Regions from separate parts of the Homo sapiens genome. Here regions 2 and 3 are each linked to region 1. Evidence: chromatin loops called from intact Hi-C (ENCODE). Cell type or tissue: A673. All regions are shown on one strand.

Evidence for each region. Hi-C counts contacts between places; a loop is a spot of excess contacts. Peaks named below come from ENCODE experiments on the same cell type or tissue, not always from the same donor. Only the 100,000 strongest peaks of a DNase experiment are listed, where the experiment ranks them.
Region 2: it touches region 1 in a loop (3-fold over the local background); 6 of 110 quality-filtered maps call a loop at or near these places.
Region 3: it touches region 1 in a loop (4-fold over the local background); 4 of 110 quality-filtered maps call a loop at or near these places.

The regions. Positions count from the first base shown.
Region 1 is chr16:23,899,196-23,904,195 of GRCh38, reverse strand. All of the region lies in intron 2 of PRKCB (protein kinase C beta), which reads right to left. Among named protein-coding and RNA genes, the nearest start is that of PRKCB, 66 kb to the right of the region's middle. RefSeq lists a silencer at 1-91, a cis regulatory region at 2,725-2,742 and an enhancer at 2,661-2,805. In A673, a CTCF peak has its summit at 2,831; DNase peaks (open chromatin) are centred at 925, 1,525, 2,785, 3,275 and 1 weaker place; H3K4me3 peaks cover 2,485 bases; H3K27ac peaks cover 4,792 bases.
Region 2 is chr16:23,801,022-23,806,021 of GRCh38, reverse strand. No RefSeq gene overlaps it. Among named protein-coding and RNA genes, the nearest start is that of PRKCB, 32 kb to the left of the region's middle. RefSeq lists a cis regulatory region at 2,118-2,524. In A673, CTCF peaks have their summits at 2,344 (motif pointing left) and 4,439 (motif pointing left); DNase peaks (open chromatin) are centred at 2,331 and 4,431; H3K4me3 peaks cover 523 bases; H3K27ac peaks cover 1,707 bases.
Region 3 is chr16:24,007,851-24,012,850 of GRCh38, reverse strand. All of the region lies in intron 3 of PRKCB (protein kinase C beta), which reads right to left. Among named protein-coding and RNA genes, the nearest start is that of PRKCB, 170 kb to the right of the region's middle. RefSeq lists a silencer at 2,096-2,145. In A673, a CTCF peak has its summit at 2,171 (motif pointing right); a DNase peak (open chromatin) is centred at 2,210; H3K27ac peaks cover 4,343 bases.

The sequences.
Region 1 (5,000 bases):
GAGCCCACCCCCTTAGCTGCAGGCCAGGTTCATCCTGGGTACCCTTGGTGAACAAGGTAGACACACCCCCTGCCATCGTGGCCCTTATAGCTCATGAGGGAATCTAGCTATTCACAAGGAAATAGACAAGCTAATGGCAAACAGTGCTAAGTTCTAGGGCAGACACAAACGAGGACTTGAAATAGACCACATATTCATTTAGTCGACACATATTTAATAAGACCACATATTCATTTAGTCGACACATATTTAATAAGGGCCTATGGTGTGCCAGCGTCGTTGCAGACACCAGAGGATGGAGCAGTGGATGAAACAGAGATCCTTAACCTCATGAAGCTTACCATCCTAATCAATATCCAGAAGGAACTTGAAACAGGATGTTAGCAAGGGCCTGTCAAAGGGGGAGACATTTAAGTTGAGACTAGAGTGAGAGCTCACCATGTAAAGAGAAGAAAAAGTATTCCAGGCAGTGGGAACCACTTTCTGCAAAGACCCTGGGTGGAAAGAGTTTCAGTTTCTCCTATCTCCAAGAACAATTCCACTGCTGCTTTCCCCTCTCCGGCATTCTCCTCTTCTCCATCCAAAACCCATAGTTAAAAGCGTATTTTAATACTCTCTTCCCTCCCAGCTATCTGAAAGATCTAGGGTAGAAATCATTTACTTTCTCATATTCCCAAGGCATGTGCTTGCTAATTAATCAAAGTATTATTTATTGTGACTAACAAAATTAAGGCATTTCTGATTGTTCATGCTCTGATGAAGCTTTGAGAATCTTTGCTGCTGTTAGGGGGGAAATGATGTGGTAATACCAATCCCCAGATGTACGGAGCAGACCTGTCTCCATACGCTTAGAAAAAACTAGGACAGAAACCAGGAGAATCTCTATCACTCCCCCACACACACGTGGGTGCACACACACACACACACACACACACACTTAAGTTCCCTTCCGGATCCTACTCACAAAAGCCTGGGGCCATGTATTTTTGTCCTGAGCAGGACAACAAAAGCGGGGCTCTTTACCACAGCTCTGAGTCAGGGGAGGGTTTAGAAATAACATAAGTAGGCTGGGCGTGGCAGCTCACACCTGTAATCCCAGAACTTGGGGAGGCTGAAGCAGGAGGGCTCCTGAGGCCAGGAGTTTGAGACCAGCCATGCAACATAGCAAGACTTTGTCTCTACAGAAAAAGGAAAAAAAAAAAAAAAGAAAAGAAAAAACTAAAAATTAGGTAGACATGATGGCTTATGCCTGTAGTCAAAGCTACTCAAGAAGTTGAGGTGGGAGGATGGCTTGAGCCCAGTAGTTCAAGGTTACAGTGAACTACGATCGTGACACTGCACTCCAGACTGGGTGACAGAGTGAGACCCTATCTCAAAAAAAGGAAGGAAGGAAGGAAGGGAGGGAGGGAGGGAGGAAGGAAGGAAGGAAGGAAGGAAGGAAGGAAGGAAGGAAGGAAGGAAGGGAGGAAGGGAGGGAGGGAAAAACTTTTGAGCTCAGTTCCTGAACGCATTATCATCAAGAGATGACAGTTACCATCATTACTGTGCAGATAATAATGGTGAGGGGTGAGAGACTGGAGCCAGACAACTTAGGTTTCGAACACTAGCTAGAGTCTAGCTGAGCCTCAGCTTCCCCGTCTGTAAAATGGGGACTGCTATAACAGTGCTTATTCCTCAAAGGATGCTGAAAGGGTCAAATAAACAACTGCAGGAAAATGATATAGAATAGAGCTCGGTACAGAATAAGTATTATACTAACTTAATTGTTAACCTCAAAATGGTAGGGGCAAAGGCATCACAGTTGCATAAGATGTTAGCATTAGGGGGAAACTTTGGGTGAGGGGTATGCAGTGGAACTCTCTGTAAATGTTTTGCAACTTTTCTAAAAATCTGAAATTATTCCAAAAATTAAAAGGTTATTTTTTCTAAAGGCAGGGGCAAATGTTTTTTCATTGTCTTCTTGGATCTTCTCCCTTATAAGGAGAAAAATCCAAGTTTCAGAAAATATATGGCATTGTCCATACAGATAAGAGCCCCACCCCACCCTACATACCCTCCAGTTTCCCCCAAGCTGCCCTCTGTCTGCTGGGTGAGGCTGTTTATCAACTGGCTTTGAGTTAAAATCAAATCTCTTCCTGGGGGTAAAAATTCCAACAGACCCAGACCTACAACTGCCATCAAGTTTTCTCTTTCTTTCAGTGAATATTTTTTCAGTGCCTACTGTGTACCAGGTACCAATCCAGTAGCAGTGAAACCATAACGAACAAGGCACACACACTCAGCCACAGTGTCTGTCTGCACCAGCTCTGAGATGTCTGCACCAGCTCTGAGACTTCCAGTGTGTATTTGCAAACCCAGACTGACTTTTATGGCCTCCAATGTTGGGGAATGATCATTGCAGGGTGTCTTCTTGACCACTCGAATTTTTGGGACCTCAGAGAAAATGCTGCCACCAGCCAATTCCCACAAGACACTTCAGGGAAGAGAACCTCACAGTCTCAGACAACAGGCTGCAACTCCTGGGGAACCTGAACAGGCTGGTTGCTGGGCAGGCCTGGTAGAATTAACCCAACTTCCCATTTCATTCCTACTTGACATTCCAGAGAGATGGGCTGGAGAAATCTGCCTTGTCTGTCTTTAAAAGAAGACATTTCTCCCACGGCTTCCTCCTCTTCGAATTCCCTCATCTATCCATCTACTCTCACTCCCCTTCCGCTCTCAAAGCTGTTTCCTGCTGATAAAAACACCCCACAACTTCCAGTCTGCGTAGTGAGATTGCAGCCAGCAGGCTCTAAATGCCGACATACTCCCAATCAAGCAGCAGGCGCCCCCGTTGAGTTAACGATTTTTTTTAAGCAAGAGAACCCATGCTGTCTACTTACCCTTAGGATACAGCCCATTGGGAGAGGGGGTGGGTATGATCGATCATAAAGGACTGGCTGCAGAGAGAGAGGCTCTTGCTGTGCTGTATGAACTATAGGCAATTTGCAAAGATTATATCCCAAACGCTCACGTGCTCAGAGCCCCAGGATGACAGACACAATTAATATTTTTCAAACTATCCTTGGCAATTGTGTTTTGATTAGGAAAAAAAATTAATCTTGTAGATTAGAGAGAGCTGTTCCAGTGTGGGGGAGAGACAGAAGTGACCCTATCAGCTCAGGATCCCCATAGGAGAGGGGGCGGTCAAGAAGGACTAGAAATGGGTCACATGATGAATGCACGGTGCACAGGATCAGACATCACTGCAGAAATCTCTAGCCAAATTTAAAATGCACATGCCATCTTAACCTAGAAATTCCTCTTGCAGGATTTTGGATTACAGACGTACTTGCACATGTGTGTCCACAGTTAGGTACAAGGAGATCCACTCCAGCACTGTTTGTTATGCAAAAGACTAGAAATAACCTATGCCCATCAACAGAAGACCGTATGGGACAGCCACAAAAAAAAAAAAAAAAAAAAAAAAAAAAAAAACCTGTGCAGCTGTTAAAATGAATGAGGCTGCTCTATATGCGCTGATATGAAAATATCTCTAAGATACGTCATCACATAGGAAAAAAAAAGGCAACAAGGAAAAAAATATGTGTGAGGTGCTACTAAGGGTATAAGGTTCATATGCGGAATGTCTCTCTACTAATATATAGGAGACTAATGACAGTAGTACTCCTCCAGAGAACTGAAGACTTGAGGACAGAAGTGGAATGGGGAGATTCTTTATTCACTGTATACCTTGTTGTACCTGTAGGATTTCAAACTTTGCATTGTATATTCAAAAACAAATTATTTCAATTGATAATACAGAGGTAAAAATACCTAGGAAAGGAAGATAAAGGTTTTATCCCTTTATATCTACACATTCATGCACACACATGTACAAACACACAATTTCCTGTACACAGTGATAACTGCATAAGAATTGATATCTCTCGGCTTTATGGAAGTGGTATGTCATAAGCAGTTAGATCAAGGTTTCTCAACCATGGCACTGTGGACACTGTGGACTGGTCAATTCTTTGTTGTGAGGCTGTCTTGTATATTTTGTTCAGTAGCATCCCTGGCCTCTACCCACTAGATTCCAGTAGCAACCCCCACCACCCCAAGTTGTGACAAACAAAATGTCTCCAGACATTGCCAAATACCACCTGGGGGCAAAATCACTTGAGTTAAATTATGGGTCCTAAAGAGTAATAACTGTGTCTTCCTTATTTCCTTCTCTCTCCATACCTAACTGTAATCCCTGCACTTTGGGAGGCTGAGACAGGAGGATCACTTGAGGCCAGGAGTTCGAGACCAGCCTGAGCAACATAGCAAGGCCCTATCTCTACAATAAATAAATAAATAAATAAATAAATAAATAAATAAATAAATAAATAAATAAATAAATTTTATTTGCTGGGCCTGGTGGCACGTGCCTACGGTCCCAGCTCCTCAGAAGGCTGAGGTGGGAGGATCGCATGAGCCCAGGATTTTGAATATAGTGAGCCATGGTCGCATCACTGCACTCCAGCCCAGGTGACAACAAACCACACACACACACACACACACACAGAGAGAGAGAGAGAGAGAGAGAGAGAGAGAGAGAGAGAGAGTTCTTATGGATAAGTAATTACAAATGAACAAAAGTAATTTACAAAGCTTGTTTCAAACGTATATACATGCAAAGTTTGGTACTGGGGCTTCTTGAATGCTGAGATGGCATTTCCACCATTCTGTTTCCTCTGGTAAGTTGCTGTTTGACATTTTTAACAGAGAAATGGCCCTGATCCTCAGCAGAGAGATCTGGGGGAGATGTCTTCCCAAGAGTTAAAGAACAGGGAATGTACTGGTCTTACAATGGATAAGGAATGGAATGTACTGTTTCCCTTAAACTGTCCTTGATAATTATTACCTTGACCTTCCATGCTCTCTGTGATGCCAACCAATGTTGCAAATGCCAATCACTGATCCCAATGTGCCTGCTGCCTGAAAGCCAAGCTGTGGCTGGCATCTCTGCCCCT
Region 2 (5,000 bases), 98 kb after region 1:
CCAGGAACTCTAGTTTTGAGAATTTATCCTAGACATAAGCTGGAATCTGAGTAAAGATATTTGCTCAAAGTTATTTCTTTTGACATTATTAATAGTAGCAAAAGATGAGAAACAATGTTTCCCACTCAATGGGAGAGTGTTTGTTATATTACAGAACTTCCACAGAAGAATGCTACACAGCCATTTTTTTAAATGAGGTAGATTTTTATGGGCTCTGACATTAAGCAATTTACAAGTTGTAGCACTGGGGACATAAAAGTCTGTAGGTGACATACCCACTTGTGTAAAAAGAATGGAGGATGATATCCAGAGTTAGAGATTGAGATAGAGACACACACATAGAGACACTACAAAGATCATATCACAAGGAATTTACATAAGAGAACATTAATTGTAATTGTTTCTTGGGTGAAAGTAAGAGAGAAATTAGGTGTTCATTGTATACATTTTGTTACTCTGAATTTTACGATGTTATTTTTCTAGAAAATATTCAAATAAAAAATATTAGGAGAGCCGGGAGTGGTGGTTCATGCCTGTAATTCCAGCACTTTGGGAGGCAGAGACGGGAGGATCATTTAAGTCCAGGAGTTCAAAACCAGCCTAGGCAATATAGTGAGACCTCATCTCTACCAAAAATTATAAAATTGGCCAGACATGGTGGTGCAAGCCTGTCACCCCAGCTACTTAGGAGGTTGAAGTGGGAAAATTGCTTGAGCCCGGGAGGTTGAGGATGCAGCAAGTCAAGATTGTGCCACTGCACTCCAGCCTGGGTTACAGAGTGAGACCCTGTTTCAAAAAAAAAAAAAAGAAAGGAATTTTTAAAAAACATTTTTTTAAAATTTCCTTTCCTTTTTTTTCTCCCAGGTTCAAGTGATTCTCCTGCCTCAGCCTCCTGAGTAGCTGGGATTACAGGCATGAGCTACTGTGCCCGGCCAGAAAAAAATTTTTAAAAAGAAAAATATTTCCAGGTGCAGTGGCTCATGCCTGTAATCCCAGCACTTTGGGAGGCCGAGGCAGGCAGATCACCTGAGGTTAGGAGCTCCAGACCAGCTGGCCAACATGGGGAAACCCGTCTCTACTAAAAATACAAAAATTAGCCAGACGTGGTGGCACATGCCTGTAATCTCAGCTACTCAGAAGGCTGAGACAGGAGAATCGTTTGAACCTGGGGGGCGGAGGTTGCAGTGAGCCAAGATTGCACCACTGCACTCCAGCCTGGGCAACAGAGCAAGACCTCACTTAAAAAAAATTATATATATATATATACACACGTATATATATATACACACGTATATATATGTATATATATACGTGTGTATATATATATACGTGTATATATATGTGTATATATATACAAGTGTATATATATATACGTGTATATATATATATATACGTGTATATATATATATATGAGAGATGCCCAAGGGGGGAAAATAAAGTAAAACTCATGCATAATCCTAATTTATAGAAAATTATACAAAGTAAGACATAAAATCCCCCCGGGCTAATCACTGATAAATATTGCCTTCAAGTGCTTCCAGAATTGTTTCTGGGTTTACCCAAATGTAATTGAATAACATTTTGACTTTAATTTATGGATTTTTATACACTTTTCCTCTCCCCACTGTCTTTCCCCCAGCCAAGCAAGCAGAAAGTCAACTTTGAAAGTCCTAGTCTCTGAGGGGGTTTGTGGCAGGTCTGAAAAGCACAATAATCTCCAAGATGTCTTGGCTTTTGCCCTAAAAATCTAAGCCCATAGGAGAATGCAGAGGGTTTGTGGAAGAGCTAGAAAGAATGGAGGGATGTTTGCAGAAGTAAATGGCACTGAACAAAAGGAAGATGGTCATTTTATATTTTGTAACCGATACGAGATGTATTCCTGTCATTGGTATGTATGATTCCCCAAACACTGTTGCAAGGAACTAAGCAGGAGTGTTAGGATTCTGGGAGGTATTTACAAAATCAAATCTGTAAAGAAGGAGAGAGGGATAGAGGAGGAAGAGAGGGGTAGAGGAGAAGAAGGAAGAGGAAAGGAGAATTTAAAACCCAGCTAGTATGCCAAAAATGAGCTAAACTGAGGAGCTGAGTAATAAAACGATCAGATAAGAAAAAGAAAGTTCTGAACGAGATGAGACACAGCTTCCATTTAGTGCAAAGGACATGAAGAGGCAATTCACATGGCTTATAGACACGGGAGAAACCACTCGATCTCACACACAATTAAGGAGATGCACATTGAAACAATAATGAGATACCATTGTCTCCTATGGGACTGGCAAACAGGAGGTGGAGTCTGGCCTGTGAGCACCTCTGTGCACATCAGAAAGCAGCACCCCCTTCTGGGAGGATGTGCCTCGTGCCGGTGACCCGGGCGAGTTCTGGATTTCAGTCCTACTCCCTCGCAGCCTGGGTTTCCAAACAAGCTTAGAACCCTCTGCCAAATTATTAAAGGGTTGAGAGTTTAGAAGGAGATGTTTAGAAGGAGACAGAAAAACACTCTCCCACTCCTCAGAAAACGTTTTCTTGTTTTAACTCTGGCGTTCACACTATAATTCTAAATAATATGATTGTGCTTCTGTGTTTTGATTGATCAACTTAAAACCATATTGTCTCCATTGAAAAGAGCGAAATTTAGTTCAGCCTTATTATCCCCTTTTCCCTTGTTTCTACATCAGTTTTGTTTGATATTATTGTGGGTAAATTCCTGCGGTCACTGAATAAATATTTATTGAGAACCTCCACCTCTTTTCTGGGTGCTGGTTGTTCTAATGACTTTATTATTTATAACTTTTTAATTGCCTGCATGGCTTTAAATAATATACTTAATCATTTATTTTTTCTATTCTTATTCATATAAATTCAGGGTTTTTTTTGTTTTGTGCTTTTGCAAGTAATAGAAACTAACTACGACTGGCTTAAAAGGCATTGTAAAAAGAAAGATTATGGGATGGATACTGGGTATATTAACAGAATCCAAGGAAGGGCTGAACAACCAGGGCTTAGCAGGGCCAGCAACCAGGGCAGCTGCAGAAACTCAGCAGCAGGAATGTGCAAACTTCCTCCTAAGGGGCCACTTTTACATCTCTCATGTCAAAACCCTAAGCTCTGCTTCAGCTAGGGGTATAAGGTCATGTGGTATAGATACGGCTGCTGCTGCTGAGACCATTGCACAAAAAGGCAGATTAATTTTTTATTTGTTTTTTAGAGACAAGGTCTGGCTTTGTTGCCCAGGCTGGAGGGCAGTGGCATGATCATAGCTCACTGCAGCCTCAAACTACAGGACTCGAGTGATCCTCCCAATTCAGCCTCCCAAGTAGCCGAGACTACAGGCGTGCACCACCATGTCTGGCTAATTTTTTAATTTTTTTTTTTTTTTTTTTTAGAGACAGGGTCTTTCTATGTTACCCAGGCTGGTCTCAAACTCTTGGACTCAAGAGATCCTCCTGCCTTGGCTTCCCAAAGTGCTGGGGTTACAGGCTTGAACCACCGCACCCGGCAAGATTAATTATTGGATGACCATCTCTAGAATTGTGCCTATGACACAAATGTTCGTTGTTTTTTCATCAGAAGCTTGCTGAGTGAGAATGGGTTCAGGATCTGTTTGGAGAAAAAGCAGATAACACATCTCCCATCACATCCATGACAGAGTCCCTCTCTGGAAATCAGACTGCCTGTACCCCTGGTGTTTGGCTCTCTCTCCCTCAGAAAACATGGAAGTTTATTTGCACTCAATCGTCTGGGTCGATCCTCTCTCTCTCTCTTTTTTTTTTTTTTTTTTTTTTGTTTTTTGTTTTTTGTTTTTTTGTTTTTAATGTGGTCTTTGCTTTGGTAGACCAAACCTACAGACAATCTCTACAGAGGGAACTGCCAGAAAGTCCACCTCCTGGCCAGGCACAGTGGCTCACACCTGTAATCCCAACACTTTGGGAGGCCGAGGTGGGTGGATCATGAGGTCAGGAGTTCGAGACCAGCCTGGCCAACATGGTGAAATCCCGTCTCTACTAAAAAGACAAAAATTAGCCACGTGTGGTGGCAGACGCCTGTAATCCCAGCTGCTTGGGAGGCTGAGGCAGGAGAATCGCTTTAACCCAGGAGACCGAGGTTGCAGTGAGCCAAGATAGCGCCACTGCACTCTAGCCTGGGGGACAGAGCAAGACTCCGTCAGAAAGAAAGAAAGAAAGATAGAAAGAGAGAAAGAGAGAAAGGAAAGAAGGAAAGAAGGGAAGGGAAGGGAAGGGGGGGGGAGGGGAGGGGAGGGAAGACGGGAGGGGAGGGGAGGGGAGGGGAGGGGAGGGGAGGGGAGGGGAGGGAAGGGAAGGGAAGGGAAGGGAAGGGAAGGGAAGGGAAGGGAAGGGAAAAGTCCACCTCCTGCCTTGTGTGTTATTTTCCTGCCTGTGCACGAAAGCCCAGGTCTGCCCCCTGGTGGAAGCCACCAGACAACCTCAAGGAGGAAATTACTGCACTGCCCAGAAGGCGAAATGCCAGTTTCAGAGAGATACATGCCAATGCTTAGCCTAGAGCCTGGCACAGGCTAAGCACTATATACAGGGGTTCGCTCAAAAAAGAAAATAGATAGATCCTGTTCGTTTAAATGCATTGGCCTTAGGGTCACACCTACCTGAGTTCAAATTCCAGCTCTGCTACCTACGAGTTTTGAAACTTTGACATGTGTTTGGGTTTCTTAGGGCTGCCTTAACAAAGTCACACAAACTGGGTGGTTTTTAAAAAATGAGCTGAGCCAGTCGGTCGCTGTGGTTCACGCCTGTAATCCCAGTACTTTGGGAGGCCAAAGCAGGCCAATCACTTGAGATCGGGAGTTCAAAACCAGCCTGGCCAATGTGGAGAAACTTGATCTCTACTAAAAATACAAAAATTAGCCAGGCGTCGTGGAGGGCACCTGGAATCTCAGCTACTTGAGAGGCTGAGGCAGGAGAATCGCTTGAGCCCAGGAGGCAGAGGTGGCAGTGGGCTGAGATTGCACCACTGCACTCCAGCCTGGG
Region 3 (5,000 bases), 110 kb before region 1:
GTACTCAGAGTGGTCAAGCAAAGGCTGGAGGGACCCTGACGCCAGAGCACGCAGGGCCTCATGAGTAGGACAATCATATCCTGTATCTTCCAACAGGGACTCTTGTGAGGATGACAAGGGCACCAGCCTTGTGGTACGCTGACACAACAGAACAAACCAATTTGGTTTATAGGCAAGCTTGGCAGAGGAGGACGTATGTCCACCCTGCTTCGCAGCCACTTCAAAGAGTATTTACTTTGTCCCAAGAACAATGGGAAGCCATTGACATGTTTTCAACAAAGAGGATGACATGATCACATTTGGTTTTTAGAAAGGTGTGGAAAGGGTAGGCCAGTGAGACAGAGAGGAAGCAGGGAGACAGGACCAGAGGCTACTTGTCCAGAGAGGGTTAGTGGAGTTGAACAAGGGTCCTCTCAGTGAGGATGGGACATGGTGGCTAAGAGCAGGCTCTAGAGCCAAACTCAAATCCAGACTCTGCTTATTAGTTATGTGACCTGGCAAGTCAGTTCACTTCTCTGGGCCTCAGTTTCCTCCTCTATAAAATAGGTGTTAAAAAAGCATCTTTCTCATAGGGTGAGGATTAAATGAGTTAGCATATATCAATCACTTAGAACAGCACGTGGCATATGATAGGTGCTACATACATGTCAGCTATAATTATTTAGGAGGCACTATAGGATTTGGCCATGGAGAGAAAATGAGGGTGAAGGAATGTCTGGGAACACAGAGCAAGATGCCCCAAGAATTGATCACTGCTCAGTGGAATTTGGGAGATTCACAGTTAAGGAGTGAAAAGGATCAAAGACAGAAAGTTTCATGAGGAAAGGCTGAGATGCAGCATTAAGGAGTGAAGCCAGGACCTAAAGACCAACACTGAAGGCAAAGCAGGTTCAGGCCTCTGGGTCAAGCAAACATTTCTATGATATGCTAGGCACTGTTTTAACCTCTTTGCATAGGTTAACTTATTTAATACTCACCCTAAGAAGTAGTATATTATCATCTTCACCTTGTAAATGAAGAAACAGGAACAGAGAGGTCAAGTGACTTATTTAAAGTGCACAGCTAAGGTGGGACACAATGGTTCATGCCTGTAATCCCAGCACTTTGGGAGGCTAAGACCCATCCGGGCAACATAGCAAGACCCCATCTCTACAAAAAAATTTAAAATTAGCCAGGTGTGGTGGTGTATGCCTGTGGTCCTAACCACTCAGGAGGCTGAGGTGGGAGGATCACTTGATCCCAGGAATTGGAGGCTGCAGTGAGCTATGATTGCACCACTGAACTCTGGCCCCAACAACAGAGTGAGATCCTGTCTCAAACAAAACAAAATAAAACAAAACAAAACAATGAAAACAATGATACACAGCTAGTAGGTACCAGAGCCAAGATTGGAGCCCAGGCAGGCTAGTTCCAAAGTCCACACTCTTTATTAACTTGCAAGGCCACAAACCTGAGCCTATGCATTTCACTCTGCTCTCATCCACAAACTACCCCTGAAAGTATCAGAAGGAATTGTTTAAAAATGGGATAAAATCTATTTCAGCCCAGAAACCAGGGAAAGGTACCAAGCAAATGCCAGAAATGCTTTTCAATAGATAGAAACAGTGAGACTGGAATTGTGGGAAGGACGACCTGGCCCAGTCCTTCTTACCCTACCTCCAATTTAAAAAAAAATAGAGTGGTGGCTGGGCATGGTGGCTTATGCCTGAGTAGTCCCAGCACTTTGGGAGGCCAAGGTGGGAGGATTGCTTGAGCCCAAGAGTTTGAGACCAGCCTGGGCAACATGATGAAACCCCATCTCTACAAAAAAATTAAAAAATCAACCAGGCGTAGCGGCACATGCCTGTAGCCCCAGCTACTTGGGAGACTGAGGCAGGAGGATCACTTAAGCCTGGGAAGCAGAGGCTGCAGTGAGCCGTGATGGTACCATTGCACTCGTAGGCAACACAGTGAGACCTTGTATCAAAAAGAAAAAAAAAATCGAGTGGCAAGGTCTGACTGAGGGAGTAGGTAATTGACCAAATATAAGTGAAGGTGAGTCTAACAGGAGCCTATGAAGTCACTGGCAGCAGCAGGCACTTGAGCAATATTTAAAATGATGAATCTTCCTCCCAAAACCTGCAGGAGAAGCAAGTGGCTTCCAGGCTCACCTGCAGATCTCACTGGACACGAAGAGGGTGCTAAAGGACAGCAGGGGGCGCTATAGCCACTGACTCCTAACTAAGGATATGTCCCAGCCAATTTAGAGCTCAGACACCAAGAGAGAAAAAAGACTTCTGCATTCTTTTAAAGCTCCCTGCCTTGGACTATTGCACACTCTCTACTCTCCAAAGAAAGCCCATTTGACTAAATTTACATTTTCCCTTCTCCCCTCCGATGTGGGGTGGGGGAGACCTTCCACTGACAGTCCCCACCTACGAATGCAGAAGTTGTAAACCGGAGGTTCACAGAAGGAATCCAGTCCAAAAATGTGTTTAAAATACACCACAGTTGTAATTCTTGAATTCTCTGTCAAAATCTAAATTTAGGGGATTTCAGATTTCTCTGGAAAAAAATGGGAAAACTTAGACCTTCATCCTTTAAACAGCAGGAATTAGGAAACGGAGCTGAGTGCCGCTGCCCCTTTCAGATAGGGTGTTCAATGGGCCAATGGGACATGCCTGTGGTCACACACGTCACTCATTCACCCACCTGCCTGGCCCCTGCTGGCTCTGAAGCTGGACATCCTGATGAACAGGATGCTATGTGTCCTTTCAATATCATGTGGCCACACACACACACATATGAAAGAAACCAGCCAGACACAAGAGATGGTCTACTCTATAATTCTGTTTTTTGGTTTTTGTTTGAGATGGAGTCTTGCTCTGTTACCCAGGCTGGAGTGCAGTAGCATGATCTCGGCTCACCGCAACCTCAAGCGATTCTCCTGCCTCAGCCTCCTGAGTAGCTGGGATTACAGATACAAAAACCATCATGCCAGGCTAGTTTTTGTATTTTCAGCAGGGACGGGGTTCTGCCATGTTGGTCAGGCTGGTCTCAAACTCCTGACCTCAAGTGATCCCCCCTACCTCGGCCTCCCAAAGTGCTGGGATTACAGATGTGAGCCACCGGGCCCAGCCTAGTTTTGTTTTTTAAGTGCTCAAAAGCAGGCAAACTGTTTTCCATAGTATCTGCAACATTTTGTATTCCTGCCAACAGTGTACAAGGGTTCCAATCTCTCCATATCTTTGCTAACACTTGTCTTTTTTAAAAAAAAAAATAGGCCGGGCGTGGTGGCTCCCACCTGTAATCCCAGCACTCTGGGAGGCTGAGGCAGCAGAATCACTTGAACCCGGGAGGTGGAGGTTGCAGTGAGCCAGGATCACGCCATTGCACTCCAGCCTGGGCAACAGAGCAAGACTCCATCTCAAAAAAAAAAAAAAAATAGTCATCCTAACAAGTGTGAGATAATATCTCATTGTGGTTTTGATTTGCATTTGCCTAGTGATTAGTGATGTTTAGCTTTTTAAATTTTCATATGCCTTTTGGTCATTTGTATGTCTTCCTCGGACAACTGCCTATTCAAGTCCTTAGCCCGTGTGAAGGTTCCTCAAAACATTAAAAATAGAACTACCATATGATTCAGCACCCTCACCTCTGGGTATTTACCCAAAAGAATTGAAATTAACATCCTGAAGAAATGTTAGCAGTTCCATGTTCATTGCAGCACTCTTCACAACAGCTAAACGTGGAAGCAATCTAGGTGTCCACTGACGAACAAATGGATAAGGAAAATGTGTTTATGCATATGATGGAATATTTTTCAGCCCCCCAAAAAGAAGGAAGTTCTGCAATGAGACAACATAGATGAACCCTGAGGACATTATGGTAAATGAAAAACACTAGTCACAGGAAAACAAATACTAGATGATTCCACTTACGTAAAGTAACAAAAATAGTCAAATTGATAGAAAATCAGAGTGAAAGGGTGGTGGCTACAGCCTGGAAGAAGGGCAAAATGGGGAATTACTTACCAATGGGCATCAAGTTTCAGTCAAGCATGATGAATAAGCCCCAGAGATCTGCTGTCTCGTACTGCATCCATCATCAACAATGATGCATTTTACACTTAAAACTTTGTTAAGAGGATAGATTTCATGTTACGTGTTCTTTCCAAAATAAAATAAAATAGATCACTGGGGGTGGGGGGAAAAGCAGCCAAAGGATTGCTGGTCTGGTAGTGGTTATTTTGATGGATGGGGAGGGACGTGTAGAGATTAGAAGGAGCAAAGAAGGGCTTCTGGGGCTCTGCTTACAAAGAAAAATTCACTGTGTGAGAATTCATCAAGCTGGACACTTTTCCCGTACAATAAACAGTTGTCAAAAACTGTGTGACCAGTCCAGACTAAAACCAGCACCCTTGATTCCAAATTCTAAACTCCTAGAAGAGGCCAATTTGATCCTGTTTGGGAGAGATGTCCACACGCATCTGGACCAAATCAGGCCAAGGCTGTAGGGTCACAGACCTTTGGCAGTGCATATCTGGAAAGGCAGCTCTCAGGGAAGAAAGCTGCCTGCTTCAGGACCATTTGTGCAGGTACACAGGGTTGAGGTCTACCAGGCAGTTTGAGGTACTAGGTAAGAGCATAGCCCCACGGGCCAGAGGGCCTAGAGCTGGACCTCTCACAAGTGACCTTGAGCAAGTCATTTAGTCTCTGAGTACCTCAGTTTCCTCATCTGTGAAATGGAATTATAACAATGATAACCTATCTCACAGGGTGTAATGAAGAATGAAGAATTATTATATGTAAAGTGTTTAGGACAGAATTATATCTATAAATGCTGGCTCTTAGTTTTTTTTTTTTGAAAAAGAATACCAAGACATCCTAGAATCCTAGACCACTGGAGGTGGGGGAGCCCTCATGAGGGCATGAACCTCATGAACACAAAAGAGCAGAGACAGAAAGAAGACTAGGAAACGTGAGGTCTCTTGAGTCCAGAACCAGGGCCTTTCACATCCT